2 separate regions of the Homo sapiens genome follow, and region 2 is linked to region 1. Evidence: read pairs that join two places in POLR2A ChIA-PET (ENCODE). Cell type or tissue: GM12878. All regions are shown on one strand. Each heading gives the region's core, and the rest is flanking DNA. Links, peaks and the distances in the headings are about the cores only.

Region 1 (5,797 bases), core at 251-5,250:
ACCTGCCTCTGGATCCTGTGGGAAGCTGGCTCTCCTTCCTCCAGGATGCAGGTTGTTGCCTGGAGCAGCGGCTGACCCAGACCCCACACTTTTAGCCCAGGGCCTATTGGGGCCTGCATGGGAAAGGTGAGAATGAACTCACCACCCTCCCCTCTACCTGGCCCTTAGCTGCCTCCCTTTATCACCTTGTTAAGGACTTTTTCCTCTCCATTTGGAACCTGGAATTTCATTATTTCATATGTGAAGCTTAGGGATAATAGGCTGCCACTTGAAGGCTGCTTTTCACCTTCCAAGCCCTCTGCAGACTGTTAATTAGTCCTCTCTGGCATGCTCCAGTAAGTGTTCTTGGTCCAGGAAAGGGGAACCCAAGGGAGGCCGAGGGACTTGCCTCAGGGATGTGGGGCTGGCAAAAGCCTGAGGAGGAAAAAGAGGAGCCCTGCATTCTGGAAACTTCTCCTAACGGACACCTAGCTCACCTAGCTCCCAGGCTCCTTTCCTGTTAGGACGGCTGAATAACTGAGGGCAGGAGCAGATGGGAGCCCTCCTGTGGGAATATGGCTCAAAGAACTTCACAATTGGACCCTAAGTTGGAATCCCATCCCCTGCTAATTGCACGACCTTGGATGATAATTAACCTCTAAGCCTCCGTTTTCTTTTCTGTGGAATGGAGGTAATAACAAAGTGCTCCTTGATGTTGAGGATTGAGCTAGGTAAGTATCTGGCACAGAGTGGTGCTCACTAGGAGTGAATGGATGAATGAATGAATGAGTGTGGCTAGTGGTGGGTTGGAGTGGGGGAGGATTAGAAGTATGGAGAGGCAAGATGGGGACGGAGAGGAAAATAGGGACTCTCCTTCTTCCTTTGCCCCTCCTTATCCTTAGCCCCAAGGCCAGGGGTTTTGCCCACAAAGCAACCACTATCCATGATGTTGCATGGCTGGTCAACGAGGGATGGATGTCTGTCTTTGCAAGCCTTTGACATCCCCTGAAAATGGTGATATTGTCTATTTTTAACAGTGGAGAACCCCATCGATGAGTTGCCAGGTGAGAATATGTCCATCTGCTCAGCCTCCCCAGCTGGACCACTGTGAGGGTCAAAACTAGACAGTGGATGCCACAGCCCTGGCTTCAGGGTCTCTCAGACCTGGAAACAAATCTCTGCTGCTCCACTCACTTGGACAAACACTCAAGCTAAAGCAGGGAGATCCTCCCTGCCTCTCAGGATGATCGAGTTTGGTTCTGTGATGAGCTGTATATGCACACCAAGCAGCTCACTGTTGAGCTCAGTGGTAGCCAAAGCCAACAATGTAGGTGCCTGGGACACCAAGCACGAGTTGCACCCTTGGGTCCATGGCCACATGGAATGGGAGGGAGGTTGCCTCCAGCCAACTGGTCACCTACCCAGTCCTCTCCATAGACTGGCATGGGAGTTAAAAAGGAGGGCTGAGAAATGTGTTCAATGTTTAAAAGTCATTCCTAGCCAGGTGTGGTGGCTCACACCTGTAGTCCCAGCAATTTGGGAGGCCGAGACGGGAGGATCACTTGAAGTCAGGAATTCGAGACTAGCCTGGAGTTTGAGACCAGCCTGGCCAACATGGTGAAACTCTGTCTCTACAAAAAAAAAAAAAAAAAAAAAAAAGAAACCCACAAAAATTAGCTGGGTGTCATGGCACACACCTATAATCCCAGCTACCAGCTGCTTGGGAGGCTGAGGCATGAGAATCTCTTGAACTCGGAAGGCAGAGGTTGCAGTGAGCCGAGATTGCACTACTGTACTTCAGTCTGGGTGACAGAGTGAGACTCCATCTCAAAATCAATAAAATAATAAATAAATAATAAATGTCATTTTTTACATTTTGGTACCCTCTAAATTTCAGTACCAGGGACCCCTTTGCCCCCCATCCTACTTGGGACTCCTGTGCAAGTTATTTAATGACAGTTTCATCCTTCATGTTGTCTCTTCAAACCCGTCAAAAGCAGGGACTGAGTTTGGGGTGTGTCTGGGTCCCCAGTGGCTGGCACACCATAGGTGCACAATTAATACTTGCTGTTGGTGGTGACAATGTAAGGGATGGGGGTTTAGAACGTGGGAGGGATCAGAAGGACCTCATCTCATGAGGAATCAGAAATACTGATCCTGCCTCCTGTCTGTGCCCAGAAGGTAGAAATATTGAGAGAGAGAGAGAGAGAGGATGGGAAAAGCACCCATGAGAGAAGTGAGTACCACCTGGCTGGTGCTTCCACCATCTGCCCAGCCCTCTTGACTGGGACAGGGGGTGCATAAGGGCTAACCAGATATGAACAGATCCCTGAGGCAGGGTGTATTTGCTGAAGGGTGGGAGGAGCTAGCTGGTTAAGGGATGGCATGGGGAGAGGGTGCTAGGGGAGCATTCTAGGGTAGAGCCCCAGGGTGGGCAAACTCCAGAGGGGCACAAGGTAACCTCTGCCTGGGGAGATTCCTCCTTCCCTCAGCAGCCAGCATCTCTTGGGGCACTGCAGAGAGCAGGAGCCCCCAAGCCCAAGAGACTTGGGGCATCTCAACCCCGCTTCTCACAACAAGTGTGATTTGGGCAAATTATCTAACGAGATATGGCTGGAAAAGGCTTGTCCCTCCCATGTGCAAAATCCCCACTGTCTCCCCAGTGCCTGTGCCAGGCATCTGTGGTCTGGCAGCTGTGAGGATGGTTTCATGTGTAATCTATAGGTTCTTTCCACGCCTTTCTGAAGCTTGGTGAATGCCTGCTACCTTCTTCTGTGATGTGACTCCACGGTCAACCAGAAATGACACTTCACATTCACTCATGTGCTCACTTGCTCACTACTCAAACTTTATTGAGTTTTTCTATATCCCACAGTGCTGGCCACTGGAGGTTGGATGCGAGTCCCCACCTGCCGGGTGTTTACAGCCCCCTGAGGGAGACAGACAAGCAAATGAACCATGACCACACAGAGTGATCAGAGCTCAGCAATGAGACTGTATCCGTGGGTCAGCAACACTGCCTGGAGGAAGCATTAAGGTTTGAGCCCAGAGAGAAGAGAAGATACTGAGGTTGGGAAGAGAAGCTTCCATGTGGAGAGGGGCACATATGCAGGTCTGGAGAATCACAAGTACTTCAGCAAGGCCTAGCAGAGAGCTGAGGGGCTAGGTGGTCAACGGCCTCACATGCTGGGCTTTATTCTGAGGGTAACGGGGAGCCATGGAAGAGTCTGGAGCTCCAGAGTGAAATGTTCAGAAAGTGTTCTTTTTCTTTTTGGCTAGAATAATAATAACTGAGCCAACACTGGTTATTCTGTGGGAAAACACACAGATCATTGCTTAATAGAAGTGGTCTATTCGGAAGAAAAAGCCTGCTGAAAGGTGGGATCCAGAGAAAGAACCAAACAAAAGGCCAAGCAAAAGGTGGTGATGACATTGGTGACCTCAGGCCCATACCATATCTCTTCACCCCACCACCCCAGCTTTGCCCCCGTTATTTCAGACAGACCTTCCTTCCTGTTGGGACACGTGTGTGTGTGGCTGTGCCTGTGACTTGGCTCTGTGGTCACCTGCCTGTGTGTGCCACTGCCCCTGCCTCCCTGCTCTCCACCACTCCATCTCTCCAGAGCCCGGTTCTGCCACCTCCTCCAGCAAGCCTGCCCTGGGCCCCCCTGGTTCCTGAGAATATTTTGCTATATCCACTTGGAAGAACTTTAGTAGGGTTTCTAAGGCAATGTGAATGCTGCGGTTGGGCTGTGAGGTAGAATAATCAGTGCTCAGACCTTAACCTGCATAACCAAACAGTAAGCAATTTGAGGGCAGGGGCTATGCCTCATTCCTTTCGGGAGACCTCAGTCATCCAGCTCTGTGCCTGAGAAGCAGCAGGTCCCATATTAAAATGTCTGTTCAGTGGATTCATGTTTCATTGTGTGCATCCTAAACTTGTCCAGGACTACTGTGAGCCTCCTCTTTGGAATAAGTGTAGGACCCCCCTAAATTTCTGCAGGGTCATTCTCTTCAGTGCCTGGTGGCCCAGTCTCCTTTCTGAGCCTTCTGGACTTGCCAGGTACAATTTACTGTCCCTTTTGCTGGGCTCCCATAGATTTTGGTGCCTATCTCTATTGTGTTTCTTATTCTATTGGGTCAAAGGCATTTTGTAAAAAGCGTCCACTCTCTCCACCTCCCCACCCCCACACCCAGCCCAGTGTCTAATTTGCAGTAGGAGATCAATAAGTGTTTGTTGAATGAAAAAAAATGTACTAGCAAGAGTACAGGACCACTCCTTAGGCATATTAAATGGGAACACAATTACCAATTGAATTCGTTTCCTTCAAAAGAGCCATGTATCCTGGAAGATCCATTCCAGACGTCCAGATGGCAAGACTGGGGAGAGCTGGGAGTTATTCCTATTGAAACCGTTTCCTCCAGAAGGTCTAGAGTTCAAAAGGGAGGCATTTGCCACAAACAATTGGGCCAGTGTGAGACGATGTGGGTGGCACGTTGCCAAGGTCTTGGTGGGACTTTGAGCAGTTACCAATGCAAATAGGAGAGAAGACTTATCCCCAGGGGCAACTGTGGTCACCCAGAAATGGAGCCTTTGGCAACAAGGAGAAAAAACCAGGTCAGCCACTGCACGGGGATTTTCCTAGGGCTGTGGAGTGGCCTCTGGACTTGGAGTCAGGAGGCCTAGCTTCTCAGCTGGGATCTGGGTTTTAGATCAAGGGTTAAGATGATCTAATGCCAACCTTATTTTCCAGAGGCATTTTTCTGAGCCAAGAATTAAATGCAGGGCACATCAAAGGAATTTTCCTGATTTGTGAATTGTTTCTGCCAACTCAAGCTTCAGAATAAAGACCACTTTTCTCATTCTTTGAGATTTATCTATTGAATGCTGGACTATTCTGAAAAACTCTATGCCAGTGAAGCTCATCTCCCAGAGCTGTCCCTGTGCATCCTACTGTCTGACCTCACTGCCTTTGCTCACGCCCTTCCTCCTTTCAGAGAGTCATCTCCTGATATTGCAGCGTCATCCAGACTTTGTTCAATGTTAACTTTTCTTTGAAAGCTTTCTCTGATCACCACAATTTATAGTGATCCAGAGAGAGAGAGAGAGCCAATAAGCATGTAGAAGATATGGAGCACCTATTACTATGTAGTATTGGCTCAGCACTTACCATGTGCCAGGCATCGTGCTAAGCTCTCTACAAGTGTGATCACACTCAGCTCTCACAACAACCCTTAGAAGATCATTCTTAGACAATTTTAAAAATCCCCATTTGTGGGCTGGGTGTGGTGATTCACACCTGTAATCCCAGCACTTTGAGAGACACAAGTGGGAGGATCACTTGAGCCCAGGAGTTTGAGAACAGCCTGGGCAACATAAAGAGACCCCATCTCTCCTAAAAAATAAAAAAAAATTAGCTGGGCATGGTGATGTGTGTCTGCAGTCCCAGCTGCTCTGGAGGCTGAGGCAGGAGGATTGCTTGAGTCCAAGAGACAGAGGCTGCAGTGAGCTGTGATCATACCACTGCACTCTGCCCTGAGTGACAGAGTGAGATCCTGTCTCAAAAAAAAAAATCCCCATTTATGGTGGTCATTAGTGCTGTCATCCTATACTTCTGATTCTCTTTCTTCTGAGTACAACGTAGAATTTCACTTCCTGACCCCTTTGTGGTTGGTGAGGTGGAGCCATGTGAATAGTTCTGGCCAATGCCTTGTGAAATGAAGTAACACATCGTTCCAGATTGGATAATGTTTCATGTTCCTTCCAGAATGGTGACAGGCCAGCAATGTTTGCCATAATGGCTACATCAGCCTTCTT
Region 2 (5,797 bases), core at 424-5,423, 63 kb before region 1:
GCATGGGGTTGTTGGCCTGTCTGTGGGAAGAGACCCCATGGAGGCTAGGACGACCTCCCCATCCACCTCCGCCCCACAGTGGCTCGCATGCTCATAGCGTGTGTGAACTTCACCCTAGCCCTGTTCCCACCCTGCTCTCCTCAATAGGGTCCCCTATCGCCAACCTGTGCTTCTCTGACTCACTGCCAACCACAAGAAGACCCTGGCCACAGCTTGGGCCCTGCAGACACCCCCTGCCCTACCCAACAGAAACCCCAGTGGTGCCATGGCGCCTTGGACGTACGTATCGGCTCAAGCTGTCCTTCTCCTCCGCCTTCCGCTTCTTGGCTTCCATGCTGTAGTCCGCAGAGCCCCGGTGCTTCTCACTGGCCCGGAGGCTTTCCGAGGGTGACACAGAGTTATTCTGGAAGGAAAAAGAGGGTTCGGGGTTAAAACTTTCTGCTGCGTGTAACAATTCACACATCCGCACACAGCTAAGTGCAGGTGACACGGAGGTCAGGGGAGGGAAGAGAAGCTGAACTCCTCTCTGCCCTGCAGATCGTGGCTCCATCAGAGCCTTGCCAGGGAAGCCTTCCCCACTCCCCTGAGACTGAGTCCCCGGGGAGATGCCCTGGGCGCATCCCCAATTCTCTTTTGCAGCTCTGCACTGCTATTAAATAATTAACCCTGCAGTAAGCCGTCTGCCTTCTGGCCTGTGGGACTACGCTCTGTGAGGGCGAGGGTCACCTGGGTCTCATTCACCACCCATCTCGCGCTTGCCACACTCATTTGCTCAAAGGAGGGATAAGTGGAATTTGCACTGAGTCTTGTAAGATGGATCTGAGCTGACAGGCAGGGGCCATGAGCAATACTTCATTTGCTGAGCCCGACAGGAATGGGGAGATTGATAGGGAAGGAGGGCGTCAGGCAGCCACCAACTTCCCAGTGGAGATGAGCAGCCAAGCGTTCTGTGTGAACACCCCCGCCTCCACGGTGAGGCTGTCAGCAACTCTGGAGAAACACCAGGGTTGTAAAAAAAACAAAAATGCCACGTCATGAAGCCTTTCCCTCTGACAGACAGGGAAAGGAGCAAGGGCAGGGACAGTCACTGCCTCTGTAGCCATCACCAAGTGGAGACCCCAAGAGGTTGGTGAATGTGCCCAAGCTCCCCTAGCAGAAGGTGGCACAAAGGGAACCCCAAAATTTCGTGAGTTCTCCCTCAACTATAAAGCAAATGAGGATGAGAAGCCTTTGGGATGGGAGGCCTGGGAAGAGGGAAGATGACGGAGTAGTCCTAGGGGTTGATAGTGGTCAGAAATCACCATGTGGCTGTTACCACCGAGCTGGGGAGCAGGGAGGGAAGTGCAACTGGCAAGGGCACCTGCCAGCAAACCTCTGTGCCCAGAGACTAATATCAGGACCAATGCCCCTCTATGATATTGGTGAGGTTTACTCCTTTCTAAGAGTCCAAACTTTACCTTCACCCACCCACCAATTTCCGAGCAGCTGCCCTGGGTCAGCCCTGGTGCTGCAGGCCAGGAGTGGCAGAATGAATGAGATACAATCCCTGCCCTCCAGGAGCTCATGGTCCAGCTATGATGGAGCTGGAAGAAAAGGACAGGCCATCCCAGGTCCCAGTCCCCATGCAACACAGGAGGTCATATGGAGACCCAGAGGGACATCTGTTCAGAAGAGAAGAGCATCAGAAGGCAAGTGGAATGAGGCTTCCCTTCTCTTCTCCACTTTCCCAGAGGCCAAGCGTGGCTCAGGGGCAAGGGCCACTTGGAGGGAACGGGGCTGGGCAGTATTCGGTGGGAATAGTGCGGCAACCAGCCTCAGAACTTAATTTCCTTTCCTAAGCCGGGTTCTGGGCAGCCCTACCCGGCCAAGTTTCTGCCCGAAGCAAATTAAAATGGCAGAGTTATCAAGCCTTGAAGAAAAAATGGAGGTTATAATGGAACTGCAGCTCAACCTTCCCCACAGCCGTGCAGGAGCGGTGGCGATGCGCGCACAGCCACAATTCAATTAGCTGCTGCAATCGCCGGCAGAAAAATCACCGTCATTTCATTTCATTTCCTCTGACGGTGGTGGCCACCCTGTGCTAAGCAGAAATGCTTCCAGCCCCTCGCACTGGCTGCCCCTTGCAGGCGGGCGGGCAGGGGAGGGGGCGTGCGGCTGCTCGTGTTTCTCCTCGCGACCCGGTGCTCGGCTCGGGAGAACAGCGAGCTCTTTCTTCTCATGCAGTCAGGCTGAAAACCCTCGCCGCTACCGGAGAGTCATGTCAGGCATTTAGCGGCATCGATCCAGCCCGCCTCTGGCTGGCAGGCGGCCAAAAAACTAAGTATTTTTTATTGCTTCGGCTAGGCAAGGAAATATGAATGAAGCTACCACTAATTGGACTCCAGACTAACCCCTCTGGGACAGCTTCCAGCCCGTCCCCCCATCCCCCCTCCCACTCTGACACAGCCCTGTCCTTCCTGCCGTAGGCCTCATCTGTTGACAACCTGGTTTCCAAAGCCTGATTATTTCAGTCTACACCGCCGCTGACACCGTCACCACGCCACATGCCATGCGCACAGCCTCGGCCCTGCCCACTGCTGCCTCTGCCCAGCATCTTGATTCATTCCCACTGGAGTTTCCTGAGGCCCATGTGTGCCATGCATGGACCTCAGCGAGCATGGTAAACAGCCCAGCTCTTGGGGGTTCCCAGGGGGGGTCTTTTAGCAGAAAACTTTCACAGATGGGGCACAAAGCCAGAAGCCAATAGGGATGAGGATGAGGTAAAGACTCATGCTCTTTAGAGAGTGCTGGGCTTCCCACTCCCCCTCCAATTCCACTGAAGTGGGTCCCTGCTAGCCAGGTAATCTGGATCCTCAGTCAGGTTATAAAGGGTCTTCCGAAACAAAGCTGAGAGGTTGGTCAAGCAGGAATTATTCCCATGGTATGGATAAGGAAACTGAGGCTCAGAGAGGCCAAGAGAACTACACAGGGCCTCATAAAGCTGGGACCAGACCTCAGCCTTAAAATGTCCAATCCAGGCCTCCGCCTATCTAGGCAAACTGCCTCTCCGAAAAAATGCCACTGTTAGAGGATCAGTACCGAGGCAGTGAACATGGATTTTCAGCTTCAATGACTCCTCTCTTAGGTACCTAGCCATTCCTCAGCCCAAATGTGGTCCTGGATTTCTGAGCATGTAGGCGGGTCAAGAGGCCACGGACGCCAGCCTCACTGCTAATGGGAGGTTTAAAAAGTCAGCCTGGGTAGGGGGAGGGCCAGGAAGGGAAGGAGGGCTGGATTGGAGAGAGCTGCGCAAGGAAGCTGCTGTCTAGATGGTTAGTTAACTGCCTGACCTTCCAAGTCCTACTTAACACGAGGTAATAACCAAAGCCATCCTAACAGATTAGATGGCCCCAGATACAAGGACAGCGATGAGGAATAAAATAGCTTTGCTAATCGCTGGAGGATTTTTTTTATCCAGACTCCACTGCGCTTATTCAGAAGGCTTATTCACTTGAAACAGAACCTCGGAGCCTCAGTGTGATCAGAAAGATTTACAACAAATCTCAGAGCTGGCAGACACGCAGGCGGCCTGGCCTTAATGCTCGCCTGCTAGCACTTTCTTAAATCGAGTGAAAGCCCAGAGCAGGGAGAAACTGCAGGCGTTTGAAGGGAATGAGGAGGATGCAAGATCATACAGGAGGCATCCTAGCAGGGGGGTGGTAAAAACCTTGGCCCTGAACATGGGACACCTGGGTCCTTAGCCCTGGGTTTAGCCCAGAGACTCCACAAAGCCCCTCGCAATGGAAGATCCAGGGCTGGTCAGCTGACCTCTCAGAGTATCACCTCTCATATGAAACGGAGTTAGAGCTCATTTAGCCCAAGCTCTTCATTTGACAAATGGCAGACCTAAAGCCTGGAGAGAGGAAGGGCTTCCACAACTGAAGGTCACTCTCAACAGGTGACGACAGCAGCTCCCATTTTATGACAGTAGCTACCCCTCACCCTGCCACTGGCTCTGGACTAAGACATCAGCACTGAAGCTCCCAGCTCAGCAAGAGTAAACAAACAACAAAATCCCTAGTTACAACCCACAGAGCAGAAGCGGGAACCCAGAAGCCAGCTTTGGATACCGACTGACTGGTCTCAGGCCCGCGATTCTGGGAGCCCCGAGTCCCACCTCCTCCCAGCACCCAAACACCCCTCCGGGTTCCAGAGTGCCAACACTTACCGCACTGGATTCTCTCTCTTTGGGGAAAGAAGGCCAGGACAGGAGGAAGGTCAGGCACCCCAAAACAAAAAGACAAAAAAGAAAGGAAAAAGGTCAGTCTAAGTCCAGCTGGCTTTTGTGATTTGCTAGTGCACTGGTTTTAAAATGAGCAGAAGGCCTGGATTGCTGTCTCCGTGGATCAGCCAAGGCAGGGCCATTAGGTGGCGTTTCTCGGTTTGGAAATTTGCCACCCAAATTCCAATGCTGCCCCCACCCCTCTAGTCCCCAGGGTGGGCAAGGGAGGCCCAGTCCCCAGGGTGGGGAGGGTAGGCCTTTGACCCAGTTCTCCCTGTCATGCCAGAGGGCACCAAGTTTACTCTTTAGCAGGCTAGGGGTCTTAAGATCACAAGCTTGAGAAGGATCATGCCATATAAAATACCAGTAGGACCTGGGAGTTAAGAACTTTATTGTTAAAAAAAAAAAAAAAAAAAGGAATTTAACAGTGGTTTAATTTTGTTTTTGAAATTAACACCATTCTGTGATTCTTTGTCAGGATGCCCCTAAAAGCTGAAGCCTCTGAAACTGTGCCCAGCTAAGCACTAGCTCCCCAGTTCTCCTGTCTGCTATGGAGAGGCCCCTCTTCCTCTGCCAAAAGGACCATCCTACTGTAAGACAAAAAAATGTAGCCTCCAGTTCCCTGGACCGGCTACCACCCTGTGGCCTGGGCCAAGGCAGGATGGTGACATTCCAGGTCCCTAGTGCTCAGAAGGTGTTGGCTACGTGCCCCAGTAAATACCGTATCTAAGGGCAGAGTGCATTTGGCACCAATTTTTGAAAAGGGCCTCCCAGGGAGCCAGGCTTTTCTCTTTTCTGATCCAATGAACCACTCCTGAGGCCAAGCTCGGTGCAGCTTCATGGGTCCTCATGGTAGGGGCTGCAGAGAGGGTCAGAGAACAAGTTCTGACTCCAAGTCTATGTGATCTCTTGCTGGGGTGTGCACTACCCCCACTTACAGGCAGTCAGCTAACAAACCTTTACCTGAGCACTGACTGTGCACCTTTCCCAGGTTTCTGCATTGGTGAGACATAGATGTAAGGAAAACACCCAAGAACTTGGCACCTGTCCTAGGGAACTAATGATCGTGGTGAGCACAAGACATTTTCCAGGGGTAGGATGTAAGACGACAGTAACAAGGACTCAACTTTGGCATCCCAACTCTTAAACTCTTACAGGAACTTGAAAAAGCCCCTAGTCTGACCAGGAAGGCATCCTGAAGGGTTGGACTGGGGCTGGCCCCTGAAGGACAGGCAAGGGTGTTGTAGGAAGATGGGAGCGAGCTCCAGATGAACAGACAGGGTCTTCAGGACAGAGAATACCAGGTCCACACCAAGGAGTAGGAAAAGGTGCATGGGATGCGGATGGCATTGGCTTCCCTGCACCAGGTATCAACAGATGACTCCAAATCCTTGGTAACTCCTGGTCTTAGGACGACAGCACTTGCTGGGTCCACTCACTGTGAGGCCTATGAGCGCCCATGCCCACCCCTGCCCCGCCCCACCCTCTGCCCCAGCCCAGCCGCACCTCTGTGATCGAGTTCATGGTGGTTCTTCT

Evidence for each region. ChIA-PET counts read pairs that join two places held together with the same protein. Peaks named below come from ENCODE experiments on the same cell type or tissue, not always from the same donor. Only the 100,000 strongest peaks of a DNase experiment are listed, where the experiment ranks them.
Region 2: POLR2A ChIA-PET joins it to region 1 with 9 read pairs; 2 of 35 experiments call an interaction of 5 or more read pairs at or near these places.

What each region holds. Positions count from the first base shown.
Region 1 is chr15:70,123,015-70,128,811 of GRCh38, forward strand. No RefSeq gene overlaps it. Among named protein-coding and RNA genes, the nearest start is that of TLE3, 28 kb to the left of the region's middle. RefSeq lists enhancers at 2,591-2,770, 2,781-2,830. In GM12878, for the core only: no CTCF peak of the experiment used is centred there; DNase peaks (open chromatin) are centred at 2,758 and 4,502.
Region 2 is chr15:70,060,247-70,066,043 of GRCh38, forward strand. TLE3 (TLE family member 3, transcriptional corepressor) reads right to left here. Exons shown (of 20, transcript NM_001105192.3): 7 at 5,768-5,797; 8 at 4,208-4,224; 9 at 284-403. Among named protein-coding and RNA genes, the nearest start is that of MIR629, 16 kb to the right of the region's middle. In GM12878, for the core only: no CTCF peak of the experiment used is centred there; no DNase peak of the experiment used is centred there.